Linked DNA regions of Mus musculus: regions 1 and 2 are each linked to region 3. A link is a loop called in an ENCODE intact Hi-C map of the cell type or tissue named here. Cell type or tissue: heart. All regions are shown on one strand. Links, peaks and the distances in the headings refer to the core of each region. The heading gives the core; the rest is flanking DNA. Region 1 overlaps Brdt (bromodomain, testis-specific). Region 2 holds the start of Glmn (glomulin, FKBP associated protein). Region 3 holds the start of Btbd8 (BTB (POZ) domain containing 8).

Region 1 (8,000 bases), core at 1-8,000, 79 kb after region 3:
CTATTACCTAGTCTCTCAGGATCATGATATCCAACTACATCCATTCTGAACAAAGCACTATCACTTATAATGTCAACATCTTACTGATCCTTTCAGCTAGTTTTTGTTTTATTGAACAAGGTTTTATCACTAGTGCATGCTGGCCTCAGCTCCCTGAATGCTGGAGTTACAAGTACCTGCCACTATGCCTAGCTTTATTCTTAGTTGGTGTTTTGTTAATATACCAAATTTTCACTTTTTGATGGGTAATTAACCAATTTTCACCACACAATGGAAGCTGGCAACATGTTTGTCATCTGCAGTTTGTTGAAACTGTTATACACACAGTCAAGAACACAGGCGCTTTCATTAGTTTTACAAGAATATTGCAATGATGGGGGCTGACTTATTTTTTTCTCTCTAATTTATAATCCTGCTTACAAATTTTATTGTTATTCTTAGGGAAGTAAAAATGTTCCTAGTTTACACACTAGAAATTAGTAAGTCTTGTGGCATTTTAAAGTACTTAGTATTGAAGTATTTACTTAGTATCAGTTTAGTACTAAAAAGTATTAAAAGATCCTATACTTAATTTGCTTATTGGAAGCATAGATGTATTTTTTCCATTTTAGACTTTGCAATTTATAATACACTTAAACAGTGTTTCCCTCTGTCTATAAAGATATAGATGGTATGTTCAAAAATTAAAATTTCAAGAATAAATGACAAGACAGATGTAGCAACAGATGCCTGTGATTCCAGCACTCAGGAGGCTGTGAGAGAAAGAACAGGACTTTAAGTCTATCCGTGGCTACACAGTGAGACTCCATCTCAAACAACAGTAAAAGACAATTTCAGTGCCCACAGTGAAGACAAACTGATCTCAGTGTAATAAATCACAAACTATTCATAAGATGGTTAACTTGAATAAATAGATAGATAAATAAATAAATGAAGCGAGCTGAGGAATACCTGCAGCTTGATGGTTAAACTGATTTCCTGGTATGTAAGACCTTGGGTTCACTCTCCAGTGCCAGGAAAGGGAATAAAATTTGTTGCTTTTATTTTAACATTATATATTTTTAAAAGCGTCTAAATCAGTCTACATGTGTGGGCCTATGATCTACTGCTTGAGGCCATGAATGCAATGGATATTTTTCCAATACTGTTCTATGCTCAGAAGTCAAATATAAGAAATATTTTATAATAAGAGCTGCACATGACTTTAAAATGTATTAGAATGACAAATCCTAACCACAGCAAAACTTCTGTTGAACTTTACTAAATTGTTCTGCAAGTTCAAGGATGGCTTAGGCTTCAGTGCAAGCTCCAGCCCAGCCCAGCCCAGGACACTCCCTGAGGACACAGCTTGGTGCTGCAGTGCTTGCTCACCTTGTGTGCATGCACAGGTGCCTTAGTCCCACCACCACACAACAGAAGCAAAGCTCTCTGGAAAACATGCCACCAACCATGAATGCTGATCAGCAGATACAAACTCAGCAATGTTTTAGGATTAGAATTCTGAGTTTGAGCTGTTCTGTTAAAGTTAGAAACCAAGTTTCTGTACCATTTTAAGAACATATAGATGATGATAAACATTTTCTTCTCTTCAAGTAATATACTAGAATATCATATCAAGTAATATCTAGAATATCATATCAAGAGTTTTGTGTGGTATAGCACACCTGCTGGGAGGCAGAAGCAGGAGGATTGCTGAGTTCAAATCCACTCTGGCCTACAAAGTGAAGTCTGGCTACACAGTAAGCAAAGACAGGAAGGGAAGGAGAGAGGGAGGGAGGGAGGGAGTGAGGGAGGGAGGGAGGGAGGAAGGAAAGAAGGAATTCTAAATACTAAGGCGCTATACCAAAAAACTCTATGCAGTATTTTTTTCTAACTTTCAAAGCATTTATTGAATATTTAAGTTAAATAATTCAAATTAATAGTCATAGTTTTATCCCACAAATAAAAGACAAGGTGCTGTAACTTATTAGGCCACAAATGCTTTATTAGATAAAATTACAATTAATTACAATTTAAAATACTAAATGCAACTTAGATTTTTCCAGTATTGTTTTATGCTTAAAAGTCAAATATAAGAAATACTTTGTAATAAGAACTCTAAAATGAGTTTTAATGTAATGTATTAAAATAACAAATTCTAACCAAAGTAAAAATTCTTTTAAATTTTACAAAATTGTTCCCCTCTATATACTCAGAAATGTGAAAACCAAATCAGCGACTAGCTCTACAAAAAATAAATGAATCAAAACCAAAGGAAAACAGAATCGCTGCCAGCCAGCAGACCCTGACTGTCAACTGCAATTCTTTACGCTGGAGTTTCTGTGAGGTTCTTTTTAATTAAAAAGAACTGAACCTCACAAGAAACATCCCATTAACAATAAAGCACATTTTAGGGAAGAAAGCGCCCTGGGTTCTGCATTTGCTGCTTGGTTAAAATGGAACACCATTGGTGGGGTGGACAGTGATCACATGGCAGCTGTCCAACTAGTAATAGAAAACATGAGTGGCCTGGCTTAATACAACTGACAAACTGCACAAGAAAATGTGGTACTTCCATCTTTTTCTATAGATGATAGGTAATAATATGTAGTTAAAAAACATAAATTAAAAAAAAAAAAAAACTCTCTACAAATTTTGGGGTGAGTGGCTTCTTAATTCAAAGCGACAGTTCAACTCAGAAAGCAGTGTCCAAACAGGACACACTTCACATCGGAGTGACCCAAAGTACAATGGGAACACACTGAGGCCTCCCAAATAATGTTTTCATTAAGAAGTGAAAGCAGCACCCGCAGTTTTTCAATCTCGTACATTTCCTTAGGAGACCTCCCATCAGGCCCAAGTCACATCCTTTCCTTCTTTTATGGAAAGAGTAAGGATTTTATTAAGGATGTTGGCATCCAAAGCATAGGTCCTCCTCTACACATTCTCCGGACGCTACAGGAAAGGCCACCCCCCCACCCCCACCCCCACCACCGCAGCGGTGCCTACGAGCCAGCTAACCTGGTTCAGAATCGCTGCTGTCGGAGGAGCTCGAGTCGCTGCTGCTGCTCGCGGACCCCGAGGAGCTGCTGCTGCTGCTGCTGCCGCTGCTGCTGCTGCTGCTGCCGCTGCCGCTGCCGCTGCTGCTGCTGCTGTCGGTCAGGCGAGACCCACTGGCCAGCTCCGGGGGAGGCGGCGGGGGCGGGGGCGGGGGCGGGGGCGGGGGCGGCTTCTCCACTGCAAAACAGGGAGCGTTAACAGCGGTCATGGCTCACGGGTGGGCGCGGAGAAACCGCCACCTACCTTTTGCTGGACGTTTCGTTTGCCGTTTCCTACAATTCAGCTGATTGTTGACGTCCAGCAACCGCCTCTCCAGCTCCAGCTTTTTTTCAGAATGGAGCTCCTCCTTAGACCTGACAACCTTCTTTGCTGTGAGAGGAGGAGCAACCGTGAGTGCGGGGAGGGGCCTGGAGGTGGGGCGTGGCCTAGAGGCAAGATGGGGCGGGACCTAGGGATGGGGCTGGGCCTGGCCTACCTTGGGGCTTCAGCGACCTCTTCCTCAGACAGGCCAGGACATACTTCTCCAGTTCTCTAAGTGTGGATGCCTTCAGGGTCTCAAAGTCGATCTCGATCTCGTCCGGGTTGGAGTTTCTCAGGGAAGGCTCCCTTGACTGTATTATGTGAACTATTCGACCAAGCTTGTCTCCAGGCAGTTTGTTTATGTCCAAGCTCAGCTGCCTTTTCTCATCGTAGTTCATAGGCTTCGCATTGTCTTCCTCTTCCGATTTCAAAAGCGGCTTCTTCTTCTTTGGTTGACTGTAACAAAATTATATATTGGTTTCATATTTTTAAAACATTTTTGTTGGTGTGGGAATTTCATACAATGTACCCACATCACACAGGCATTCAGTTCATCTTGATCCAGGCCCTCACATAGGCTAACTGTGTGGTCCTTCACTGAGCCTGCCTCCTGGGCAGTCACTCACTGAACATGCTTACTTGATTTTGGCCTTCTCCTTTTGCTTCATTTGCTTAGGCTTTTTCCTTGGGTTTTCATCTCTGTTATTAACCTTTTTCCTTTTTGGCGCCCTTTTGGACTTCTCATTCTTTTTCTTCAGCTTACGTAATGGAACTTGGGACAGAACTTGCAGCTGCTGATGAACAGCATTAAGCTGGGAAAGGAAAAAATAAAAGCCTTTAAACATTTATGTCTCTAAAGCACTAAAGATACTAGAAAAACATGGTACTCCAAAGTCATGCCACCCTTTGTGAAATTCATGTCATGTTCTACTTCCTTCAGGATTTTGCTTCATTTTGGAATTTCAGTGTTTTGAAGGGTATATAAATAAATAAATAATAAACAAACTGTATAGTATAACATAGTATAGTAATAAAAACACTACAGCCCAACATTTCTCAGTATTAAAGTTTCTTTCAAAAGATATATATATCTTACAGGTGGTTGTAAGTAGCCTGGTACACATGCTAAGAACTGAACTCAGGTGCTCTGGAAGACCAGCCAGTGCCAATAACTGCTGAGCCATCTCTCCAGCCCTAGTCTTCAGATATGACCTCAGTAAAAGTTACTATTTTATCACAGAAAGTAGCAAGTGATCTCATTCTAAAATATTCCACATTATACCAAAAATCACTTCAGTAAGAATCAACTACTCAGACTATAAATGCAAATAGCAGAATTGTAAATAATTCCCAGGCATCATGGTGCACACCAACAATCCCAGCACTTGAAAGGCAGAGGCAGAAGGAGCAGAAGTTTATGACAAGCCGGGTACATGAGACCATTTCAAAGAGGAGGAGGAGGAGGAAGAGGAGGAGGAAGAGGAATAAAATGTGGTGGTAGTGGCTCTAGAACTATAGTATACAGATATTTGAGTAGGAAATTTTGAACATGGCAAATATGCCAAAAACTAACTAAAGCTATAGACATTAGGTGATGCAACTAAAGCTATAGATGGCATTAGGTGATCTAAACATAACAGCTGTGACTCTGCAAGCAGTGCACCACTGACTAGCCGCTTGGGAACCATCAACACTTGCGTCATATACGGCCACCTGCTCCTGAAGCTTGGCAAGATGCTGCACTCGTTCATCCTCAGAGTCTTCAGAAGAGGCGTCCCCCGAGGAGGCCTCGCTGCTGCTTTCTCTGCTGAGGGCTTGTGCACTGTTTGTTGTAAGGTGGCATGCATGCATACTCTCAATAGGTTCATCGGGAATCTTGGCAAAATGTAGTTCAAAAACATCCTATAATGCAAAATTAACCTGTTCACATTTTTTGGTTTATTTTGAGACAGAGTTTCACCATGTCCAGGCTGGCCTGGAGTGCACTATGTAGCCCAGACTGCCTTGGAACTTGAAATCCTCCTGCCCACCTCCAGAGTGCTGGGATTGTAGGCATACACCACCTGGTTTGATTTTCTCCATTTCTGATTTAATGCAACAAGAACACCTTTAAAAGTACACATGGCTGGGAGGTGGTGGCTCACATCTTTAATCCCAGCACTTGGAAGGCAGAGGCAGGCGGATTTCTGAGTTCGAGGCCAGCCTGGTCTACAAAGTGAGTTCCAGGACAGCCAGGGCTATACAGAGAAACCCTGTCTCGAAAAACCAAACCAAACAAACAAACAAACAAACAAACAATTACACATGGAGATACCTGGGCAGCCGTCTTTAAGCCACACCAGAAGAAGTGCAGCATGATGATTCTGTCTGCACTTCTGTGCCTCAGCACACTTCTAGGCTATGTCTCTCAGCATGGTCGACCTTTGTAGTTAAGGTCAGCCATGTCATATACAGTTCTACCTTTCAGTGACTCAAGACTGGGCCCTCTCCTGAAGCAGACCAGGGTTCAGTCAGTCCCACTAGGGACCCGTTACCCTCTTCTCACTGACGATTCATCCATTTCTTATGAGAAGTAGGCAGCTTCTTTTTTAAAAGTGTGCTGCTAACGCTTACAACTAAACGGACAACCCTCCACAGTGTAATAAGTAATTTATACAATTTTTGGCACTATTAAGGACAGAGGTTATCATTTGGCTCTTGAGTTATGGTTCAGAAATAAATATATTATGCTCAAAGGTAATTTACCCAGAGAGTGAGTAAAGCCTCACCTGAAGGGTCCGAGCCATCGCCACAACTTCATGATCGGGAGGATTATACTTGTAACAGTTCATGAACATCAGTCTGACATCTGCAGCAAATTCATATGCATCCTTATATTCTTGATTGTCCATTTTCCCCTGAGTTAAGGAAAAATTAGAAGGATTCACAAACAACTGAAGTCAATTCACATGAAACAATTTAGATGAACTGGGAAATGGAGAAGATAACACAGAGAAAATATTTCAATGTCTGGGTAAGATGATGGCCTAGACATTTGCCTCTGTGCATGCTGTGAGAATAGGAAATCTCTTAAAAAGACTTCATTCCAAACAGAGAAAGAATATTGAAAATTCATAAATGGCCTGATAGGGCAGCTTAGAAATATGGAGAAACAGGTGGGGCAACAAGATGGGAAACAGTAAAAAGAGCCTGAAGCCAGACACAGGGCCAGCAGTATGGTTTCCTACTTGAGGAAGAAGGAGTAGAAGCTACGTCCAAAAGACAAGCCAGGCAGTCCCAGTGAGAGAGATACTAGGTGGTTCTACCCACAGGACAAACCCACAGTTCTCACAAGCCTCAAATCCAGCTGTGGTTTTTACTGAGACAGTGACCTTTTAGACAGGAGGGGTTGGCAGAGGGAGAGAGATCTGGCTCAGAGGGCTGTGGACTAGGTCCCATTTGAGCTTGAATTAGATCTGTCACAGACCCAATGTGAGGGATAAGTCTAGGAAGCAGATGGGTGAGATCCTGACAAACCAAAGGTGTAAGTGACAGGAGTCTTGCCTAGGGGCCTGGAGACACCTCATCACCTACTAACTGGAGCCAACACCACAAGCCTGAGCTCAATGGGTAGAACGTCCCCCCCCCCCCCCATCTGCTCATGCATCTGGCCCAAGAACTCTGCAGCTGCATCCCCTCCCCCAGCAGTGACTAATGCTTGTGGACTTGGAAACTGAAGGCAGGGCTGCACTTGCAGATTTCAGCACTGTGCTTGCTTTGCCTTCTCCCATTCTACATGGAAGAAACTCTTTGGCCAGAACATTAGCTGCCCCAGGGGGCAGAAACTAGGGATCTTCCAGAGAGCAGGAGAACCTGCTCAGTCCACAGGCTACAGTGTTCAGCTTGGCAGCACAGACCCCTGATATACAGCTGCAGGACCAAGTTAAAGTGGAGACAGCCCTGATGCAGGAGACACAAGTCTAGCATCAAGTCAGCTGACCTGTGTTACCTCTCCAATTTTGAAGAGTCCTCAAAGAAGTCAAAACTTTGTCTTCTTGCTCTGCCCCTCCCCGACCTGTGCATGTGTATGTGTCTGCAATGAATCTCTTAAGGAGATCAGAGGACAGCCATAGAAGTGAGCTCTCTCCTTCTCCAACATGGGTTCTAGAGGCCAAATTCAGGTTGTCAGGCCTGACTGCAAGTGTACCTGCTGACCACCCCTCTATGCCTATGATTTCTTCAATACTTAAGAAAAGTTTTCGTTTTAAAAATTTATTTTCATATAATCTGTTTTTGTTTCCTCTTAGTCTCCCTTTTGATGTTTTCCTATTATGCTTCCAATAGGACTGATCTCAACTGATTTCTATACAAAAACATCCCAATGATGTTCTCATTTTCTGATCTCCTCACATTATATAACTTTTTACATTTTCTTGTTATTGAGTAATTTTCCATCTTTATTTTCCCACTAATGTATTTTTCTCCTTCAGAAAATTCTTCTTTCTTGTTTCTCTTCTGTTATCCATGCTTCTATTTTTCATCTTTCTCTACTCCCTGCCACAGCTTCATTCATTAGCTGGTTTCACATTTAAACATCATTTTAAACGTTGGCACTCTGCCATTTTTTGTTTTCCGACTATGAATGGTATATTAGTGACCTTTAACCAGTTTTCACTGTACTT
Region 2 (11,012 bases), core at 1,508-9,507, 160 kb before region 3:
CTCAGCCTGCTTTTTTTGTAGAACCCAGGACTAGAGCCCAGGGATGGAGCCACCCACTGTGGGCTAGGTCCTCTGCATGGAGGCGTGTCCTCAGCTGAGGCTTTTTCCTTTTCTTCTTTGACTTACCTGTTCTGTTTCCTCTGGTCCTTTGTCTGTCAAGTCAACAAACAAAATCAGCAAGTACAATACTCATATACACAAATAAATCTTTAAATATAGATATTCTATTTTAAATCTGGTAGTCTGACCATTGAACACGTACACACTCCTTCAGGAATTCTTCTGTGATGTTCTCCTCTAAGAGCTGCTCTACGATGCGCACAGCTTTCCTTTCAAACTCCACCTTCCTTTGTATAGCAGCTTCCAGTTCTGCTTGCCTGAAATTTTAATGAGAAAGTTAACCCAATTCAAGACTTCTCCTACCTTCAACACTCCGTGCTTTAAAAGCCACCTAGTGGCCTACTATTTTGCCAATAAATGAGCTTTTAACTCTCCACCTCTGATCCAATACTTTTTGGTCTTCCCAGTGTGTACATGGAAGCTGGCCACGAGGACTTACTTCTAGGCTCAGAGAACAAGGAAACACTTATAGACTCCAGTAGAGGAGGGCTGGGCAGGACATGGTGGTACATGCCACAGTTACACACTTGGGAGGAGGCAGTGGGAAGATTCAGAGTCTAAGGCAAGTGTGAACTACATAAAATGAAGTTATATTTTTAAAAAAGAGTATATATATAAATTTTATAACAAAATTTATATATATAAATTTTCCTTTTGTAGTTTTGCCATACATAGTAAAAAAAATTTTTTTTCTCTGTCACATAAGTAAACAGAATGAAGGGTGAAGAGATGATTTCTACTTTTCTTTCACTCAAAAAATTGTCAACAGCCTAGTTGTGGTAGCTCAGCTTACTAGAACAGTTATGTCTGAAAAGAAGAGCAGCATTTTCTCACCTTCATTATAAAGTCCTACTAAATAACTATCCTGATATGTGAAATGCAGTCGAGGAACCCTTGCCATAGCCACCACGGGTCCCATCAGTGCTCTGTCCCCCCCTCTCCCCCAACACACACACACACACGGAAGGCAAAAATCGAAGCTATCTCAGGAAACAGCCTCACTGAGCTGCACACCAAGAACAGACACCATGTCCAGGTCCCACAACAGGCCCAGTCAACCAGAATAGGACAGAAGCACAGAAGGGAGATTCACTGTCACGCTCAGGATACAGTGCTGTGGTGACTTACTCGCTCTTCTTCTAGGTTGGGACCTACCAGAACTACCTCTGTTGGTCACCAGGTCTTACCCTTCTCTCTCACATCTGGAACCTAGAAACTTTCATGTGTTCACGTGAAGGTAGGAACCTTCATTAACTTTTGAGACTTTAGACTCTCGTTCTTTGCCTAGAGCAATATGTCCCCTCCCAACCCCCATAACTTGGGACTCTGGTACAGATTCACCAACAATTCTTTTTTGCAAAATACATGAAAGTGAGAAGTTTGCAACCAAACACCTATTTTTATCCCATCAAGATCATTTTATTGTTACTTTAAGATACCGGGGCTAGAACCCAGGGCCTCGTACATGCTAAGCAAGCACTCTACTACTGAGCTATAACCACTAACTCCATAAAGACCACTTTTGTATCAAAGAAAGTAAAAAGATATGAACACAGATTACATTACAGGTCTTTATATTAAATACGAAAAGCTTCATGAAAAATAATTTTTCTCACTTTATGCCCATCAATAAAGGTGATGTCATGTACTAAGATTTATATACAATTTGCTGGCTCCAATTATCAAGCACACTGACTGTTTAACCATTCTCCTGACTGACAGATATCTACAGTACCTTACTATGTTCTCTGTCTGTCACAAATGATGGCAGTCAATAATGTTGTCCTGGCAGTTTTACATCAAACTGACACACACTAATGTCACTGGAGAGGAGGGAACCTTAAGAATGCCTCTATGAGAGCTCATGTCTTTAGCTGCATATATAGCAGAAGATGTCCTAGTCAGCCATCATTGGGCAAAGAGGCCCCTTGGTCTTGCAAACTTTATATTCCCCAGTACAGGGGAATGCCAGGGCCAAGAAGTGGGAGTGGGTGGGTAGGGGAGCAGGGTGGGGGGAGGGTATAGAGAACTTTCGGGATAGGATTTGAAATGTAAATAAAGAAAATATTTAATTAAAAAAAAAAAAAAGAATGCCTCTATGAGTTCTAGCTACAGGCAAGCCTAAAGAGCATTTTCTTAGTGATTGATGGGAAGGACCCAGCCCATTTGTGGATGATGTTATCCTAGGGCTTATGCTGTATGAAAGCAGGCTGAGCAAGCCATGCTCAACAAGCCCGTAAGGAGCACTCCTCCATGGTATCTGCATCGGCTCCTGCCCCAAGGTTCCTGCCCTGCGTGAGTTCCTGACCTGACTGTCCTTCCGTGATGAGCAGTGATACGGAAGTGGAAGCTCAGTTCTTGTGAGCAAAACCGACTTGTTCAACAACACATCCTAAGGGCCTAACTCAAATACAGACGATCTTGTATTTGGAAATTATCTTGCAAGAAGAGTCGGTGAGTCCTGAAGTGATGAATGTTAGTCTCTTCAGATGAGTTTTGCTCTAGCTATCTCCTCTGTGACACGAGAGGCCATGACTTTTTGGAAGCTCTAAACTGTAAAGGATGCTTTTGGTTGGTTTGTTTTTAAGTTCCTATTTAACGTTACAAAGAAGACAAAAACAAAATAAAAGAAAACAAAAAAACGGGCAGTGGTGGAGAACGGTTTTAATCCCAGCACTTGGGAGGCAGAGGCAGGCGGATTTCTGAGTTTGAGGCCAGCCTGGTCTACAGAGTGAGTTCCAGGACAGCCAGGGCTATACAGAGAAACCCTGTCTCGAAAAACCAAAGGGGGGGGGGAGGGGAAAGAAAGAAAGGAAGGAAGAAGGAAAGAAAGAAAAGAAAGAAAAAAGAAAAGAAAAACAAAACAACAACAGAACAAAAAACCCAGAAGACAAAAGGTGCCTTGAAGTGATAAAGAAAGAACCTGCTTCAGCGAGCTTGGCACATACAACAGTAATAGTGTACCTGAAGAAATGGGAAAGATTGGTTAATTCAGGAACTATGTCCCCAGAACTTTCTACAGGTGTTCATGATAGTTTCCAACAGCCTAAGCCTCCACATTGGTTTTCCTACAGCTGAAGGACAGAGCAGTCTTACGTGAGAATCGACAGTGCTTCCTGAGTCTTCAGTATTTTCTCAAGAAAGGTATGCACTATGCTTTTAAACTATTTGGGCTGGAGTATAGCTCGGTAAATTAGACAAAGAGCTTCATTAGAATGTACAAAGTCTTTAAGTTCAATTCCCAGATTGCAAGATCAGAAAACAGAACATCAAAACAAAAAAACCAAAACCAAAAAGAAAAAAGAAAAAAAAAAAAAAAAAAAAGAAAAGAAAAAAAAAAAGAAAAGAAAAAAAAAACCAAATCAGATTGAATTAATGAGATAAAAGCAAAGTGAAATGCAGATGCCCACGTGGTTCTACCTTTTAGATGCATCTCCTCGTTTCAGGGCTCGGGTCTGTTTAGTACCTACAATTGAAGAGAGAAAAGTCAAGTGCCAATGCATTTGATGTAGCAGAGTAGTCCCCAAATATCACACTGTAGGCACCATTTCCTTTTCTCTCACACATCTCATTTCCAACTTCGATGTGTACAAAAAAAGAAAAACAACCCCCCCCCCAGAAAAACAAAAACAAAAGGGGGGGCTAAACAGGAAGCAAATTCAATTGTTTCTGTAAATTAATTACATTTTACATTTTCATGACGGCAGTCTCTTCGAGGACTCTTTCTCATCGGATGCGCTTTAATCAAGTGCTTTTAAAACACTCTCTAAACTGGGTTCCTTTAGAATAAACATTGCTCAGTCTCCCAAATGTTTGTTCCCTTGCCTAAAGAGAGGAGTCTGAGACCTCAGAGACCAGATATCAAAGCAATCCAAGGTTCAAGGCAACTGACCACCACCTGCCTTGGCCACTTGTTCCCACGTACGGGTAGATCCTAAAACCCCTGTGTAAGAGTGTGGGATTCCTCCCCCGAAGGCACTAGGACAGCCTGCGTTGGGAAGCTCTGGGCCTCATCCACCCGGAGTTCTCGCTCTCCCCGGCGCAGCCTCAGAAAGAGGCCCGCGCGTGCGTGGTACTCAAACCAAGGTCTCAGGGTCCCAGCCTGGGACGGTGGCTCTTGTTCGTACCGGTAGCATCTCGGTGGGTGCTGGAAGCCCGGGTACTTGGGCCTAGAGAGCAAGGTACGGCAGAGTCAGCCATGGGGAAATGCGGTCAGAAGAGGGGGTCGGGACAGCACATCTACCTCCTCACGCTTCGCCCGGAACCGGGCTGGGGGCGGGCCCAGGGAGGGCGGGGCGAGCGGCGGAGGGGGCGGGCCCAGGGCGGGGCGGGGCGAGCGGCGGAGGGGGAGGGTCCGGTCCGGGGGCGGGGCCAGGAGTGCGGCCTGCGCTACCTGAAGTGGAGAAGGAGGAGGAGGGCAAGAGGCAGGCGCGTGGATCGGCGGGTAGGTAGACATGCTGGGTCGGGCGGATCGGGCTCGCCGAACAGGACCTGCGCCGCACGCGGCTCTCCTGCTCGGCCTCTGGAGGTGCTGGAGCCTGGACACCCTGCCCTGCAGGAGCAGGGAGAAATGGCCTCCCTTCGCCTCAGCCAGGCGCGGTAGGGTGTGATTTTCCTGTTCGCGCCTGCGGGGCAAGGACCTTCGCTGCTGGCCTCCTTTTCGTGATACTCGGTGATCTCACTGACGATTGTTTATGTGAGGAGGGAGATCCTGTGGAGAATGGGGTGGGCGGCATCGGAATCTTCAACTTCTTTGGGTGACTTAATTATGTTGGATTCCAGTTTTTGTCAATGGGACATTTAAAAAAATTACTTAATGATTAGATTTTTCATTCCAGGTCCACAATTTGGATTTTTGTTTTCCTTTTAAACAAAGGCTTTTCTAGTAGTTCTTTCTAGGGCTCTTTTTATTTTTTTACTCGTCATTCTTTAAAAATTACTTTCTTTAGGCATTATATCAGGGGCTTTTAAAAATGCTTCATTAGGCTAACACAGTAACGTTCAGTAATAGCAGTTAACCTATAAAACTTTACATTGTGTTTGTTGTCTAATAATTCAGAATGAAACGGTTTATGAAACATAATTTACATGGTATCACACAATTAACTGGGTTTTTTTGTATTAGTTCATTACAGCATCAAAATTAGGAAAATAATTAGGAATGGCTGTGGAGGAACTTCAGAGCATAATAAAAAGATGTGTAAGTACTTCTCCGAAAACACCTTTAAATATATGGGAAGGGCATAGAGTATCTTTACTTTGTGGTCACTCATGTTATTTATCTTAACTAAATTCTGCTTCTTCTTTTTTGACTTGTAAATATCAAAAAATCAGGAAAGTAGATTAGATGATAATGATGATGGTGGTGGTGACTTTCAATCCTAGTACTTTTGGGAGGCAAAGGCAGAGGGGTCTCTGATTTTGAGGCTGGCCTGGTTTACATGGTAAATTTCCAGGACAGCTTGGGCTATGGAGAGAGAGAGAGAGACCCTCGCTCACAAGGGGCATAAGGGGCTAGAGAGATGGTTCAGTGGTTAAGAGCACTTGTTCTTGCGGAGGACCTGGGTTCATTTCTCAAAACCCAGGCCCTGTTCTGGCCCACAATGGGCATCAGGCACATGCATATGTATGAAGGTAAACGTTAGTAAATTGTATTTAAAAGCATATTAAATCATGTACATGTCTGTTTATGTGTGTTGGTAGGGGGTATATATGAGTATAAGTGCCTGGCATGGAAGCCGTAGCGTTAGGACCACTCAGAGCTGGAGTTACAGGTGGTTGTGAGCCACCTGATCTGGGTGCTGGGAATTGAACTCAGGTCCTCTGCAAGGATAGTATTTGCTCTTATCTACCAAACCATTTCTCTAGTCCCAGTAGTCTTTAATTTTAAATTTCTTATTGTTTTCATAAGTTTCTCTGGTACAGTAGGTTCAAGATCACTCCTTAAGCCATACTGATTCATGCTTATAGACAGCAGTCAGGAGCTGTGACAAGAGGACCTGAAATTTCCAGGTCAGCCTAAGCCTCCTCATGAGAGCCCGTCTCAAAAGCCAAAATGAATAAAGCCAATCATTAAAATATTAGGATAATTCTAATTTTTATCTGTGTCTTAGTCAGGGTTTCTATTCCTGCACAAACATCATGACCAAGAAACAAGTTGGGGAGGAAAGGGTTTATTCGGCTTATACTTCCATACTGCAGTTAATCACCAAGGAAGTCAGGACTGGAAGTCAAGCAGGTCAGAAAGCAGGAGCTGATGCAGAAGCCATGGAGGGATGTTCTTTACTGGCTTCCCCTGGCTTGCTCAGCCTGCTCTCTTATAGAACCAAGACTACCAGCCCAGAGATGGTCCCACTCACAAGGGGCCTTTCCCCCTTGATCACTAATTGAGAAAATGCCTTACAGTTGGATCTCATGGAGGCATTTCCTCAACTGAAGTTCCTTTCTCTGTGATAACTCCAGCTGTGTCAAGTTGACACAACGAGCCAGTACAATTGACCCCTTGTCAACTTGACACACAAACACATCACTAGTAAGCCTCAACCCTTGCATTCTTATTCATCCCCAAGGTCTAAATAACTTTAAACGTCTCAAAGTCTTTACATATTCTTAAAATTTCAATCTCTTTAAGATATCCATCTCTTTTAAAATCCAAAGTCTTTTTACAATTAAAAGTCTCTTAACTGTGGGCTCCACTAAAATAGTTTCTTCCTTTAAGAGGGAAAATATCAGGGCACAGTCACAGTCAAAAACAAAAATCAATCTCCAACCATCCAATGTCTGGGATCCAACTCAAGATCTTCTGGGCTCCTCCAAGGGCTTGGGTCACTTCTCCAGCCATGCCCTTTGAAGCACACGCGTCATCCTCTAGGCTCCAGATGCCTGTACTCCACTGCTGCTGCTCTTGGTGGTCATCTCATGGTACTGGCATCTCCAAAACACTGCATGACCCCTTCAGTCCTGGGCCGTCAATTGCAACTGAGGCTGCACCTTCACCAATGGCCTTCCATGGCCTCTCACAGTGCCACGCCTCAGCTGCTCTGTGTGACCCCTTCATGCCTTCAAAACCAGTACCACCTGGGTGACCCTTACATATTACCAAGTCCCGCTGCAGCAGGAGTACAACCTTGGCCATCTCTGGAACACAGCATCTTTGTGCTTTCAGAAAACACTTCCCAGAAGATGTCACCTCAAAGATGCTGGTCTCTTTTTAATCACTGCTAATTTCTTAGCTCCAGCTAACCAGCATCAATAGTCCCAGTAATGCAAAGTTTTTGCTTTAGTAGTTCTGGTATCTTGTTAATCACAGCTGATTCTTCAGCCCCAGCTAACCAGAACTACAGAATCTTCACAATCAAAAACAGCAGTGGCCCTGAAAAGAGGCTTTAATTTTCCCTCTGAAATTTCACAAGCCAGACCTACATCTTCTGCACTGTTCTCAACATTATCTTCCAAGCTCCTACACAACATCTGACAGAGCTCTTAACAACGAATGGATCTTCAAGCCCAAAGTTCCAAAGTCCTTCCACAGTCCTCCCCAAAACAAGGTCAGGTTGTCACAGGAATACCCCACTATGTTGGTACCAATTTGTCTTAGTCAGGGTTTCTATTCCTGCACAAACATCATGACCAAGAAGCAAGTTGGGGAGGAAAGGGTTTATTCAGCTTACAATTCCATACTGCTGTTTATCACTAAGGAAGTCAGGACTGGAACTCAAACAGGTCAGGAAGCAGGAGCTGATGCAGAGGCCATGGAGGGATGTTCTTTACTGGCTTGCTTCCCCTGGCTTGCTCAGCCTGCTCTCTTATAGAACCAAGACTACCTACCAGCCCAGAGATGGTACCACCCACAAGGGGCCTTTCCCCCTTGATCACTAATTGAGAAAATGCCTTACAGTTGTATCTCATGGGCATTTCCTTAATGGAAGCTCCTTTCTCTGTGATAACTCCAGCTGTGTCAAGTTGACACAAAACTAGCCAGTACAATCTCTGTAACATGTTCATTTTTGCTACAATTTAAGATTTCAGTTTTTTTCCTAGAGATAAAATCAGGAAGTCATTTATATTAAATCTATATTTGCATCTGTGTGAATTTTTTATTGTTTACAGCAAATCCTAGAAGAGCATGATTTTAAAGAAGAAGATTTTGGCCTCTTTCAGTTAGCAGGTCAAAGATGCATTGAAGATGGTTATATAAACCAGCTGCTAGAGATTATTCAAGATGAAAAGAACAAGGTAAGCCCAGGCTCTGTGTCCACTCTTCAGTCTTTGAGAAGGAAATAATACATTGTTGTTATTACTCATTTGGAAGGGGAATAATACATTGTTGTTATTACTTATTTGGGAAGGGATAATACATTGATAATACCATTTGGGAAGGGAATAATAGATTGTTGTTGTTAACCATTTATCCATCCTCTTAGTTACTATTCTACTGCTGCAGTGCGGGAGTATGACCATGTCTCAGCCTTCCTTAGAGAAGGAACAGTTCATTGGGGCTTTCAGGGTCAGAGGATGAGGTCATGGAGGTCACTCCTGAGAACCATCAACCTAGTGATTACCTGGTCCTTGAGGCTGGGTGTCTCAGCAGTCAGCCCAGTCTACAATGGCTGTCCCCACTGGGGCAGGGCTGGATGTCTCAGTGGTCCTGTTTGAACCCAGACATCTAAAATGGCTGTAGAGCTGCCGATCCTAGGTCACAATGAAAGCTTAGAAACTGGTTCTCATAGCAGGGAAGGAGGTGGCGGCAGCAGCACCAGCTGGACTGCTATTAACCAACCACACACTGCAGGAGGGAAGGCCAAGGAACAAAGGTGCAGTCTTCCTTCTCCCGTGCCCTTCCTACCTGTACTGCTACAACAATCAAAGCAGTTAGGATCCCAGCTGATGTTAAGATCAACTATAATATACTCCTATGGCCTCCAATACAGTCAGTTTTGTGGGGTTTTTGAGGCAGAGTCTTAGCCCATGCTGTCCTGGAGTTCTTAAACTTACTATGTGTTTTTCGTTGTTTGTGTGTGTGCGGGTGGAGGAGGGAAGGGAGGGAGAGGCGTGCTTTTGTGAGTGTATATGCAGGTGCATGCCAAGGCCAGGGGTTGATGTTGATTGTCCTCAATCACTCCCCATCTTTTGAAACAAGGTCCCTCATTGAACCTGGAACTCACACATTCATCTAGGCTGGGTGGCCAACAAATTCTAAGGACGTGCCTGTCTCTGTGTTTTTAAAGTTTCTTAATGTTTCCCAGTTGCATTATCAAAGGATAACTTTTGACAATACTGTTGCATCAATACTAAAATTAATTACTAATATTTAAGTTTATGCCAGACACTTTTCTGGTATGTTACTTTATTTAGCCTCTCCAACATCTCATAAGATAAGCGCTGCTATTAAATTCATTTTGTAATACCTGCAACTCTAAGCAACTTGAGAGGCTGAGGTGGGAGGACTAGAAGTTCAAGACCACCTGGGCAATATGAAGGGACTCTTCTTTCAAGAGAAACAAATAAAACAAGCCACTCACTTTATAGAGAAGAGGTAATCACTGGAAGACGCAACAGCTTTTGTATGACATCCAGAATCCAAAGTCTTGGCGCTCGTGACCTGTGTTGGACCTGAGACAGGATGTCCTGTACCCCAGGCTGGCCTGGAAGTTGCTCTGTAGTTGAGGACCTGAGACAGGATGTCCTGTACCCCAGGCTGGCCTGGAAGTTGCTCTGTAGTTGAGGACCTGAGACAGGATGTCCTGTACCCCAGGCTGGCCTGGAAGTTGCTCTGTAGTTGAGGACCTGAGACAGGATGTCCTGTACCCCAGGCTGGCCTGGAAGTTGCTCTGTAGTTGAGGACCCGAGACAGGATGTCCTGTACCCCAGGCTGGCCTGGAAGTTGCTCTGTAGTTGAGGACCAGCTGGAGTTATAGATGTGTGCCACTACATCTGGTTTATATGGTGCTGGGGACAGCCCAGGGCTTTGTGCATGCTAGGCTAGCATCTACTGACTGTCCTGTGCCCCTGGACTTACAGGAAAGTTGAGGTAGAATTTAGGAGGGGTGGTTGTGGGGGCTAAGGCAAACAGTCATAAAGGACGACTGTTGCTTTTGCTTGTTTTCTTTGTTTTTCTATGTGTTTTTGTCATTTGCATCTGCAACACAGTTTGTGATCTCCACCAAAACAGCCTAACTAACTTAAAGAGAAAGCTTGCAAAAGGAAGGCAAGTGAGTTGACTTGAGAATTCGTCTCAGACATAGCAGGCAAGGGGGAAGTAAGATTTTGATTTATAACTAGAAATAGGAGACTACTATTTGGCTGTGGGTCTCTGCATCCACCTGAGTCAGCTGTTGGGTGGAGCCTCTCAGCACAGCCATGCCAGACTCCTGTCTGCAAGCATAACAGAGTAGTATCATTAATAGTGTCAGGGATCGGTGCTTGTCCATGGAATAGATCTCAAGTTGGTCCAGTTATTGGTTGGCCATTCTCTCAGTCTCTGCTCCATTGCCCGTTTCTGCATTTCTTGTAGACAAGATAAATTTGAGGTTGAAAGTTTTGTGAGTGGATGGGTGTCCCTGTCACTCCCCTGGGGTTCCTGCCTGTCCACAGTAGGTGGCCTCTTCAGGCTCCATATCCCCACTGCTGTGAGTCTCAGCTAAGGTCACCCTCCTTGATTCTTGAGGGCTTCCCCTATCCCAGGTCTCTGTCACATCCCCTAGATGCCCCCACCTCAGTTGCAGACTTCCATTCATTTTCATGGCGATTTGGCCCTCTCCTCATCCCTCCGCACCCCTAATCCAGACCCCTTCCCCTCACATTCTCCTCCCCATCCTTTCTCCCACCCAATTCTCTCCCTCCCTCTGCCTCCTATGACTATTTTATTCCCCCTTCTGAGTGAGATTCGCTTG
Region 3 (11,012 bases), core at 1,232-9,231:
GGAGCAAAGGCCCAGTGTTGCAAAAGCCCAGCTTATTTCTGTCTTTCTCTTTGCCTTCTACTGTTTTGGCCTGCCCTGCCTATTTTATATTGCTGTAACAGTATACTACAGACAAGATGTTTACAATGAACAAGTTTATTGGCTTGCAGGTCTACAGGCAACTTCTGATCTCAAGGTGCTAACATCTGGTAAGAGGCCTCCATGCTTTATGGAATGGTGGAAAGAGGGCCAAAAGAGGGCCAATCTTTTGCATGGTGTGTGTGTGTGTGTGTGTGTGTGTGTGTGTGTGTGTGTACCCATCCATGCAGGTCAAAGGCTCATGTCAAGAGTCTATCTTAATAGGCCCCTACATTTTTACTTCAGGACAGGATCTTCCACTGAATCTGAAACTGCCTCATTTGGTTAGGCTGGCTGGCCAACAACCCCCCAAACCATCCCGCCTGCCTTCCAAGTGCTGAGATTACAGAGTACGCCGCCATGCCCAGCTTTTATGGAGGTTCTGGGTACTGAATTCTGACCTTCATGCTTCAACAGCAAGCACTTTCCTGACTGAGTCATCTCCCTAGCCCCAGATTCACTCTTTAATTAGGGAGCCGCTTTTACCCACAAGAAGGGATCATTTAAGGCCTAATCACAATTTAAGGACCCACTGACAGTTAACAACAAACCAATGACAGTTATGAATTCCAGCTTGTACTTTGAAAAGAACAAATATTCAAATCATAGCATAACCTATATAAAGCACTTCAGACTCCTATTGAAGTTTAGTTACTAAGCATTTTGACCTATGTACTAAGAACATAAAGACCACTAAAGGCTAAAACATAATGCCTGCCCCTCTGGAGTTTTAAGCACAGTAGAGAAAGACAGATCTGAAAATTAAAAGGCACGATACATTCAACAGCAAATACACTCCTTGACCCTGACCCCCAATCAGCCCAGACAGACACCACACACGACTACAAGATATGCTGGGTGACCAGATGGAAGCAAGTTGTCCTCTGAGAGGCTCTATTCAGCAGCTGACTCAGACAGATACAGACACCCACGGCCAAACAGTGGATGGAGCTTGGGAACTCTTCAGGAAGAATAGGAAAGAGGATTGTGGGCTGTGAAGGGGATAGGAACTGCACAGGAAAACCAACAGCGTAAACTAACCAGGAGCCTTGGGGCTCTCAGAATCTGAACCACCAAACAAAGAACATACACAAGCTGGACCTAGGCCTCCGCACGTATTTAACAGATGTGCAGGCTTGGTCTTCATGTGGGTCCTAAACAACTGGAGCAGGGGCTATCCCAAAAGCTGTTACCTATATGAGGGATATGTTCTACTAGCTGAGCTGCCTTGTCTGGCCTTGCTGGGATTGGAAGCACCTAGCCTTGCAGAGATTTGAAGTGTCAGCATGTGGGTATAAGCAGAAGGCCCCAACCAGCTCAGAGAAGAAGCGGGGTAGTTGAGGGGAATGATTGTTGGAGGGTGTGACTGGGAAGGAGGCACTGGGTGGGATGTAAAGTGACTAAGTAAAAAAAAAAAAAAAAAAAAAAAAAGATCAAATTGAAAAATACATTTACTAAGTGTGATCTTTAAAGACGTTTAAGCATCGGTTACAAAAACAACGGGAAAGGGAGCTCCTGGCTTCGCTCCGAAAGGCAAACCAACTGATCCACGGGGGGGGGGGGGGGGGGGGTGTGCAGATTGGGTGTGGGAAAGAGCAAGGGGCTTTTAAAGCCGAACCCCACATCCTCCTATCTGACTCTGCAGTTGCAGACATGAAGGTGAAAAAGAGGCAAAGAACGTATACAGACCCTAGAAGAGGAGAGCCAACTAACAGGCAAATTATCAGCCGTTAGCTGGGTAAAGCGGGACTTGAAGCGAGGAGGACAAACCACCTTACAGTACAAACAGATGATGCCAGGAGCCTGAGCTAGGTGGGGTCCATGATGGCAGAGAGGAGGAAATGAAAACACGTGTGGGTAGTAACTGGCGTTGGCTGGATGTAGGAGTGAAGGTGAACAATCTCTGGTCTGGATAGATAACCTGGGCTCTGGTGATGCCACCAATCCTTCATCTGTACTTGCTTGTCTGAGCTCTCTTCAGCTCATCTCTTCAGATGCACGTCTAGTTGTCGTCAGGATACAGCCTCCCGAATACTCATATATACTTCTTTTTCAACTGTCCTAGGATTTGGAGCTGTTTCCTGTTCTTCCCTGTCTCGGCTCGCCCACATATATTCACTCAACAAACCTGTAACTTTTCCATTTCCACTGCCAGCATGTAGCCCTCAGCTACCATAAAATCTCTTACCTGGCTTGTTTGTTTCTAATTTCTCTTTTCCCAAAGTCAAGATCTCAATGTTAATTCTATTTCTTGTTTGGTTGGTTGGTTTTTGTTTTGTTTTGTTTTGTTTGTTTTTTTAGAAACACCAACAGTTCTCTGAACTACCCTCAGAATCCATCCCAAATATTTAAGTACACAAGAATGCCCTATTATAATCTACAGTCTTAACCTATCTACCTTCACATTCTGTCATTTTGTCTGCCATAACCACAAATATCTTCAAGATAAAACAATCTGCCTTAGTTAGGACTAATATTGCTGTGGTGAAACACCACGACCAAAGCAACTTGGGGAAGAAAGGGGGTTTATTTTACTCAGTTCTATGGACTAAAAAGCAGTGAGCACAGGAACTCAATCAGGACAGGAACCTGGAGGCAGGAGCTGATGCATAGGCCACAGAAGGGAACTGCTTGCTGCCTTGCTCAGCCTTTCTTATAGAGTGCAGGACCACCAGCCCGGGGTGGCACCACCCTCAATGGGCGGGACCCTCCCCAAACAATAATTAAGAAAATGTTTACAGCTGGATCTTGGAGAGGCATTTTCTCAATTGAGTTTCTTTCCTATGACTCTAGCTTGTGTCGGATTAACATAAAACTAACCAGGACAGGCTCAAATCTACTTATATGACCTTGGCTTTTTATCATAAATCTCAATACTTTAATCTCATCTGAACTGGATTGTATACTAAGCTGACATTAGCTTCATGTGCTAGTTAAGCAAGGTAACTTCTGTGGAGAAATTGTATGATAATCCAGGTAGCAAGTGGTACCTTTAAGAATGCACAACCCCCAGAAGGAATATTGAGATAATATACTTTTCCTCCCCAGAAGCCCATCCTTCAGTGCAGCCACTTGCAGCATGATGACATTGTGACAGCGCAAGACAGCGCAGAGGCTCCTCCATCTCATATTCTTGCTGAGGCCATTTCAGGTTTAACTAACATTTGGTTTCCTTGATAGAGAATCCCACAAAAAAGTTAACCAACTCTATTGTAGGAATCCAAGGTCAACAGATTCCAGCCAATTTAGCTTTTTTGTTAAACTGCCTACTGTGCAGACCTCCCCTCCAGTTAACTGCTCAAGTTCTGTTACAGTGTTTGCTTGTGCAAAATTCCCCCTGCAGCTGCACAATACAGGGGAAGTGGCTTTAAAAGCCCCTCACCTAAATGCTTGGGAGTACACTTAGGTCCCAGCCAATAGGAACAAATACTTTCAATTGGCTAGAAACTGTGTCTGAGTAGTCACCACTGGCAAATGGGCTCCTCTAACAACAGAAACCTGCCTGCTTTTCTGAGTCCTAACTCAAAGCATAAGGTTTTCTTTTCCTTTCTATCCTTTTCTTTTAGACACTGGCCCATACACTCTGGACTTTCTCACTGTTCTTTGGAAGTAGCTCACACATCACACAGCAGCTGTTCTCCACTGGGTAGCCTACCAGCTTTCTTAGACCTGATATAAAAGGCACGGCTTTCTCTTCCCCATGCTTCCAGGCAGCTGATAAGACATGTAGCTTGCCTATTGACTCTGTTTTTAAAATCATTTTATTAATGAGACTATGAAGACTATGAAGAAGAGGACCTCAGCTTTTTTTCCCGATAAACATATGAGCTCAACGTGAAGATCCCCAAATTTCCACAGTTGTTCACAGTAAGATTTGTAGAATAAAGCCAGGTGTGGTGGCAGATGCCTCTAATGACAGGCAGAGGCAGGCTGATCTGTGATCCTGGTCTAGAGAGTGAGTTCCTGAACAGTCTGGGCTACATTGAGAAAAAACAACCCAAAAAACAAAACAACGAAACCCAAATAAGCAAACGAAAGTATTGTGCAATAAGAGAGAAATGATCCAGAGGTTAGCAGCATTGCTCTTGCAGAGGGCCTGGGTTTGGTTCTCATCACCCACACTATTATAGAAAGAATACGCATTCCCAGTAAGAAATCACTCCCGCACTTATCACAGGTCTGCGTATGGCTAATTAATGCCTAAGGAAGAGCTGGCCTTGAGTAAATTTTTACTAACTTATATACACACCTTAGGAGATGCATTTTCATATATGCCGTCATCTTTAAATCGAGTTCCAGCCCCAGTCTGCACTTTGAACAATTTAAATAGAGACAGGAGTCTGCAAGTCTGACCACTTGGGTGGATGGGAGGTTTGCACAGCAGAGCTATTGCCAGAATTATTTTCAGTACAGCAGTATGTGTTTCCCCCACTAGTTGATGGCCGGGTTCATCTTGCCCACCTGTCAGAATTATGCCTTCCCTGCTAAGAGCATAGAGGAATTAATGGTAGCTGTGACCCTGAGCTGCCCCGTTAAAGGCACACGGTTCGGTCCTTCATGTCAAGAAAACACTCGTTTTCCTAATTGAATAATTTTTCTTCCAACTTTTTAAAGACATGGTATGTGTTTCAGGGTCTGGACGCAGCCCGAACTCAGCAACAGCCACTGCCGGTGTGTGAACCTTAGAAACACTGGTTGCAACGCATCGTGTAGGTCTAATTTTTGTCCTCCTTCTGAGTGCCTAGACACCGGTTCCTTGGGTCGGGCTGAGCCTCCTTGGGAGGGAGGCGCCCAGCGAGACTGCAGCGAGGCGGGGAGGGAGTGAGCAGCGCTGCTCCCGCCTCCTACCTGAGCACGTCGCGGCTGAGCTGCTCCGACACCGCCGCCTTCAGCCGGCGCCGCTCCCCGGGCCCCTTCCTGGGCAGCCCCTTCCTGCCATGCCCCGGGGAACTCAGAAGGGCCACCGGGGCCGCACCTCCCGCTCCACAGTGGGCCATGTCGGCCGCAGAACCCCGGTGCCAGGCCGCGCTGGACCGGTACGGGGGCGTTCCCGAGCCCAACAGCGCGCAGCCGAATCCGCCCCGGAAGGAAAATTCCCGCCCCCACCTAGTTTGCAGCCGGTCCCTAAATGCTGCGGACCAGGCACCGCGCGCCTAGGACTCAAAGCCCGTAGCCACGTGACCGGGCGCTGCTGCGCAGGCGCACTCGCTCTGTTTACATTGGCCTGTTTGCGCCCTCCTAACTGACCTGAAGGGAAGGTCCCCAGAGCTGTAATCTGTTCTTTCTTCTTACTGGTTGGTGTTAAGTCAACCGTTTAATGAGTGTTATGGAGAAGTGACTTGAAATCAATGTGAGAAGAATTTGTATGTGTTCTTTCTGGGGTGTCTGCATCCTCTGCCCTCTTTATGAAAGATGGGGGTTGGGGGTAAGGTGGGGGATGGGATCACAAGAGTTTTCCAGTAGTGAGTATTAATGTCCTGAGCAAGGAGGTAGATAGGCATAGTTGGTATAGCACAAGTTATATTTTAGTATGCCGAGGGTCATCACATAAGGTTCATGCCCTAAATTCCTATGGTCCCAAGGCCATCTCCCTAAGGCTGCTTAACTGGGTGATGTATCTTAGCTGAAGGTTATATAAGGGTCCATGATTCGCCAAGGAATGATACCTAGGACTCAAATAGTATGTAAACACAAAGAGTGTTTTATTCTACAGAAGTCCAGCATGCTGGGGTCTCCCATTACCAAGACAGAGACAATCAAGTGAGCTCGCAGGCCTGATTTAAGCACATTAGGGGATTCTGGGATAGATAACCTTCATCTTGCTCCATCTCTAAGAATATTCCGTTACCAGGGTGTGGGGGATGGAAACTGTTGTTGACCCTTTGCCCTTGCTTCAGGCCAGGTGGCAGGACAGCTTCTGATGGCAGGGCAGTTTCTGACCAGCTGCCTAAAGCCAGGGTTTTTTTCTAGTAACTGACTTGCCTGGGCTTGCCTGGATTTGCCCAGTTCTTAGGCCTAGTCTCCTGGACTGCCAATTTGAAGCCTGTCATGGAGTCAGCCTGTATCAGACGACTCTAACAGTCTTTGATTAAGGGTCAGGATCCTGGGAGAGACTCTCCAGCCACAGGGCAGACTCTTAATCTCTGTTTACATTCTATCTACTGGCGTCAACGGGATTCTAGGGCTGTGTCTAATTATCTAAGTGGTGCCACTAGGTTTTGGTTATCAGGTGCAGCCTTGAGTTCAGTGGAATTCCTGGCTAAGCTATTTTTACAAATCTAAAATGCATGTTTTTTTGTTTTGTTTTGTTTTGTTTTGTTTTACTGTGCTCATTACACCTACTTAGCTTTGAGGAATAAATGATTTGGATTAAGAAAATGTGAAGGGCCAGGCGTGGTGGCACACGCCTTTGATCCCAGCACTTGGGAGGCAGAGGCAGGCAGATTTCTGAGTTCGAGGCCAGCCTGGTCTAAAAAGTGAGTTCCAGGACAGCCGGGGCTACACAGAAACCCTGTCTCGAAAAACCAAAAAAAAAAAAAAAAAAAGTGAAGGTTAACCCTCTCATGATTCACAGCTTCCTGTTTTCATGCCTAACTCCACTGCCCCATCTGGTTTCATATCACAACTATTAAGTTATCTGCCATTTTTTTGAGGGCTTCCCCACCCCAATAGTCCTTAAATTGTAAGGCTTTTATACTATTCTAAGTCGAGCGTGTGGCTCTAAAGACTCCAAGCTAGGATCTGCTTTTATTAATGCAAATGTGCGATATGTCAGGCCCAAATGAAATTCCATCTCTCCAAATTCTGGTGGTTAGACAAAAGTCCAGCATTCCTCGGGAACTTGTGAAGCCATTTGTGGTGTGTGTTAGCATACCAAAGTTCATGTTGGCCTCCAGGCTCCCTCATTATCACAAGTACCTGTTACATATTTCAGAGTTCGTGTCAACATGCTGCCCTTCTTACCTCCTCCACAACAGTAAATGTCTCCAGCTCATGGGCTTACCCTGCTATTTTGGCTATGCTCTCCCCCCACCCCACCCCTGCTTTCCCCCACCCTCTTCTTTCCTACTTCCTTCCCTCTGCTCTCCTTCCTATCTATCAATCTCTCTATCATCTATCTATCTCAGTCATCTATCTATCTATCTCTGTTGTTCCTGCTTCTCTCAAGCCCAGTTTCAGTCTGCTGATCATGTTCAGCCTACCCCTCCCCCTGCTCTAGACTCTTCCAGATGCCTCTAGCTGTTCTCTCCCACATTTCTGTAATAAAACCTTCCCCTTAACCATGCCATGCCATCCATTTATAAAGTGTTCTTATTTCTGCACCCAAGTTACCTCCATATATATTTTCCCAATTCCATGCATTTACATGCAAATTACGTCATTACATTTTTTTCTTTACAGCTAAGTAAATTTCCATTATGTATTGTCAGGTCCAAAGGGTACCCTAAAACACCCCATAAGGTCAGGCCCCTGGCTTGGTCCAAAATTGAGTCTAAGTTCAGCTCAAGCTGGATTGTAGAAATATTTCTGTCACTTAGATTAAATATTTCTCAGGAAGTTGTGAACTAGATTCCTTGTAAGCCAAAAAGGAGTCATTTCCATTGCCTCTGGTAGAAGTGGTATAGTTCTCTATTGACATACATCTGTGGGATCCCTATCAGCAGATCAAAATCCATCCAGGCTCCTACAGTTCCCTATTCACAAGCACCTGGTATAAATGTCAGTATCCATACTGGCCTCCGAGTCCTACTCACCCCCCACAACCCCTCTTCCTGCACTGTGCTAGTTTCTAGGCTATTGCAGCTCACAGGCTTCCCTCCTCCTGGATACCCATCCATTCTCTCAGAAATCCTAGGGAGTCCCAGTAGAGAGCCACTATATAATACCTGGAAAACCAGGGCCCCCTTCTTGGAGTTCTTAATTTCATGTTAAAATAATTTAAGAATGAAAACAGGAGCTTGAGGACAGTTTATTATCAATGAAAAGGAAAACCCCAACGCAAGCTGTAAATCTTTTTAAGTCTAAGTCTGTTTGCTTGGTTGTAAAGCCTTGTTTCTGCTTCTTATTTACTGGGTGGATGGGAATACAGGCATATGCCATTGTGCCCAATGAACATTATCTTAAGGGAGGGAAAGGCATTATAATTCCTCAAGCATATTTTACATATAATATCTGTGTGTATTAGTTTCTGTCAACATGACACAAGCTAGGGCCATTTGAGAAGAAAGGACCACAACTGAAGAATTGTCTCCATCAGACCAGCCTGTGGACAAGTCAGTGGTACATTTTCTTGAATACTGATGTGAGAGGGCTTAGCTCATAGTGAATGGTGCCTTCCCTGGGCAAATGGTCCTGGATTGTATAAGTATGCTGAGTGAGCCACGGGGAGCAAGCCAGTAAGCAGCACCCCTCCATGGTCCCCATCTCTACTTCTGCTTGAGTGCTTGGCCTGGCTTTCCTCAAAGATGGAAGCCCTTACCCAAGTTGCTTTTTCCAAGACAGTATCCATGTTACTTAGAGTAAAAACCACTGAGTTTTTCCTCAAAGGATAATTTTTATTTAGTTCATCATTTCCACCTAAAAGTTCTTTTCCTGTTTCCAAGGATGCCTTGAACATCTTAATATTAGGGAAATGTTTATACTTCTCTTGGTAATGAGTATATATAGGCTGCCTGGAGATCTATGTATGAATGAAATAATTTGGCATATGCTGGATGCTTCAGGGCAAACCTCCGAAAAGTTCTGTATGAAACCTGATCTGAATCCTTGCCAGCCATCTGCTGGAAGAGTGTGGAAACATCTAGGTCTGGCACTCCGAAAGCTGCCTGAAGCATAGTTGTCAACTCCCGTTCTGTTACATAACCATCCTCATCAAGATCAAAAAGTTTAAATGACATTTGCAGAATCTTCTCCGTATTGGATGGGTTGCACAGGACAGTTAGACCTATCACATACTCTCGGAAGTCTATGGTGCCATCCTGATTCCTGTCAAAGAGAGAGAAAAGCTGTCTCAAGGGCTCTGAAATTGGGAGTTTTAAATAACGTGAGAATGCTTCAATTCCAATCTTGCCTCCTTTTGAGGAGACCGCAAACGAAGCATATTGGTCCAAGTGCTTGTGGATGTTGTCCCAATCTAATTTCAATTTCTGACTGATTTTTGTAAATTCCACCAAGCCAGCTTCCATGGGTAGTTGAAGGGCACCCGCAGATATCATCAGTTTACAGTCTTCCAAGCTGTGATCGGTTACAGGCAGCTTCAAAGCGTTTGCCATCTTGATTCGGACTGTGTTGGCAAAAAGGATGGGGTCTTTCTTTTCTTCTTCACTTGGGATATAAACAGGCATGAACTCGACTTCCACTCTAGTGAAGAGCTGACTCAGAGTAAGCATACATACCTGGAAGCCTGAGAACCCATTCCAAGTCCAGGTCACTGTGTCCAGGCTGTTGGGGTACCTAAGCAGCACTGGCTGCACAGGGACACCTGGGGAGAAGGCTCCTAGTTTAAAAGTGACGAGACAGGAGCGGTTGGTGCACAATCCTTCCGGAAAAATCAGAATCTGTGGCCACTTCATTTTAGATTTCACTCGTCTGAGGATTTCATTCCGGGTAGTCTTTCTAGAATTCGGGTCTTCTCGTTTCACAAGCACAGGCTGAGTTACCAGGATGCATTTCCCAGCCAATGGGACCCTCGCAAGCTGACTATCAGAGACCACCGAAGGGAGCCCCGCCACAACAACGGCGATTGCATCAAAGAAGGTGGAGTGTGGTGCGGAGACAAAGATGGGGGCCTCCTCTCTGGTAGCCTTTTTCCCTTTGACCTTAACCAGGAACCCAGCAAAAAAGAACCCCAAACGAAACAAGAATACCAGGGCCGACTTTATCAGATGTTTCCTCCATCTCCTTATGGGTTTGGTAGGTTGAGTAGGCAAGTTAATGGCGGAGAGTACGGCCACTGGCCAGAGAAGGATGAGGAGGAAGACAATGCAGGACACCCGCACGGGTACCAGCACAGTCCCCAGGATGATGGTGCAGGCCCAGCGCCAAGCACTCAGGTGAGTGTTGAGAGTGAAGGGACTGTCCACTGCCGGAGGATATAAGGACTTGTTCACCTCCTGCGCAGTCCTGCTGTCCCACACCTCCACCTCTGTGGAGTCTATGGTATCCTGGTGCTGGTTCTGATGAGCCATGAAGCCGGCTTCTCAGCGTTATGGCTATTCCTTTCTCCACATCCAAGGGCTATTTCCGTGTTTGCATGTAATTAGCGCCCTTACAGCTAATTGTTGGTTAATAGGAAATGATGCACTACCTTTAAAATTAGGGGGGAAAATCCACAGGAGAGTTAGAATCTCATCAAGAGAACAATCACGGTGTGCTGTTGGTTTTGGTCACATATATATGGTTAGTAAATTTTCACATAACAATTTCTGGTATTAGATTACTCCTATGTACTTACTAAGGAAATACGAATTTGAATGGAATTGCAACTTTCAAATGTAAGTGGCAATGCCAGTAAAGTTTGCTGTGGGCTGAGTGAGAGCTAACTCATGAACTTTGTCTGCTGTCCATACAGATTGATTTCTTTGCTGATTTCATTCTCTTTATGCCAGGACGTGTAAGAAAGGGCACCTTAAGAACTTATGAGCCCTCTTCCATACATAGAAATTTATGAAGAATAGATTTTAAGAGATGAAGAGGTGGAGAAGAGAGAGTAATAGGCTCTGTGACTGGAGAGAAGAAAGTGGTAGAGAAAGAAGGGAACCAGCAAAGAGGTAGGGAAGGGCAAAGGGGGTGGGAAAGAGCAGCTGAGCAAGAGGAGGAGGAGGAGTGAGAAGAGAGCACAAATGTGTCCGTGTGAGATGCAAAACATGAATCCTTAAAAAAAAATAGGGTACATT

Evidence for each region. A loop is a pair of places that touch in the nucleus more often than their neighbours do. Peaks named below come from ENCODE experiments on the same cell type or tissue, not always from the same donor. Only the 100,000 strongest peaks of a DNase experiment are listed, where the experiment ranks them.
Region 1: a loop joins it to region 3, with 2.1 times the contacts of the local background. A loop is called at or near these places in 6 of 42 quality-filtered maps.
Region 2: a loop joins it to region 3, with 2.9 times the contacts of the local background. A loop is called at or near these places in 6 of 42 quality-filtered maps.

What each region holds. Positions count from the first base shown.
Region 1 is chr5:107,354,988-107,362,987 of GRCm38, reverse strand. Brdt (bromodomain, testis-specific) reads right to left here. Exons shown (of 19, transcript NM_054054.2): 8 at 6,108-6,236; 9 at 5,053-5,241; 10 at 3,979-4,151; 11 at 3,515-3,795; 12 at 3,283-3,408; 13 at 3,001-3,216. Among named protein-coding and RNA genes, the nearest start is that of Brdt, 28 kb to the right of the region's middle. In heart, for the core only: no CTCF peak of the experiment used is centred there; DNase peaks (open chromatin) are centred at 3,447, 5,057 and 6,997; H3K4me3 peaks cover 1,363 bases; H3K27ac peaks cover 1,014 bases.
Region 2 is chr5:107,591,096-107,602,107 of GRCm38, reverse strand. It overlaps Glmn (glomulin, FKBP associated protein), which reads left to right and starts at 4,469. Exons shown (of 19, transcript NM_133248.2): 1 at 4,469-4,564; 2 at 5,246-5,320; 3 at 8,230-8,355. The coding sequence starts at 5,282. It overlaps Rpap2 (RNA polymerase II associated protein 2), which reads right to left and starts at 4,412. Exons shown (of 13, transcript NM_144911.3): 1 at 4,248-4,412; 2 at 3,541-3,586; 3 at 263-377. The coding sequence starts at 4,320. In heart, for the core only: CTCF peaks have their summits at 4,473 and 4,672; DNase peaks (open chromatin) are centred at 4,237 and 4,407; H3K4me3 peaks cover 1,940 bases; H3K27ac peaks cover 1,439 bases.
Region 3 is chr5:107,432,099-107,443,110 of GRCm38, reverse strand. It overlaps Lpcat2b (lysophosphatidylcholine acyltransferase 2B), which reads right to left. Exons shown (of 2, transcript NM_027599.3): 2 at 8,072-10,423. The coding sequence starts at 10,304. The coding sequence ends at 8,754. Btbd8 (BTB (POZ) domain containing 8) reads right to left here and starts at 5,181. Exons shown (of 18, transcript NM_001378266.2): 1 at 4,966-5,181. The coding sequence starts at 5,114. It also overlaps a transcript of Gm17202 not described here. In heart, for the core only: no CTCF peak of the experiment used is centred there; a DNase peak (open chromatin) is centred at 5,270; H3K4me3 peaks cover 1,679 bases; H3K27ac peaks cover 1,491 bases; H3K27me3 peaks cover 250 bases.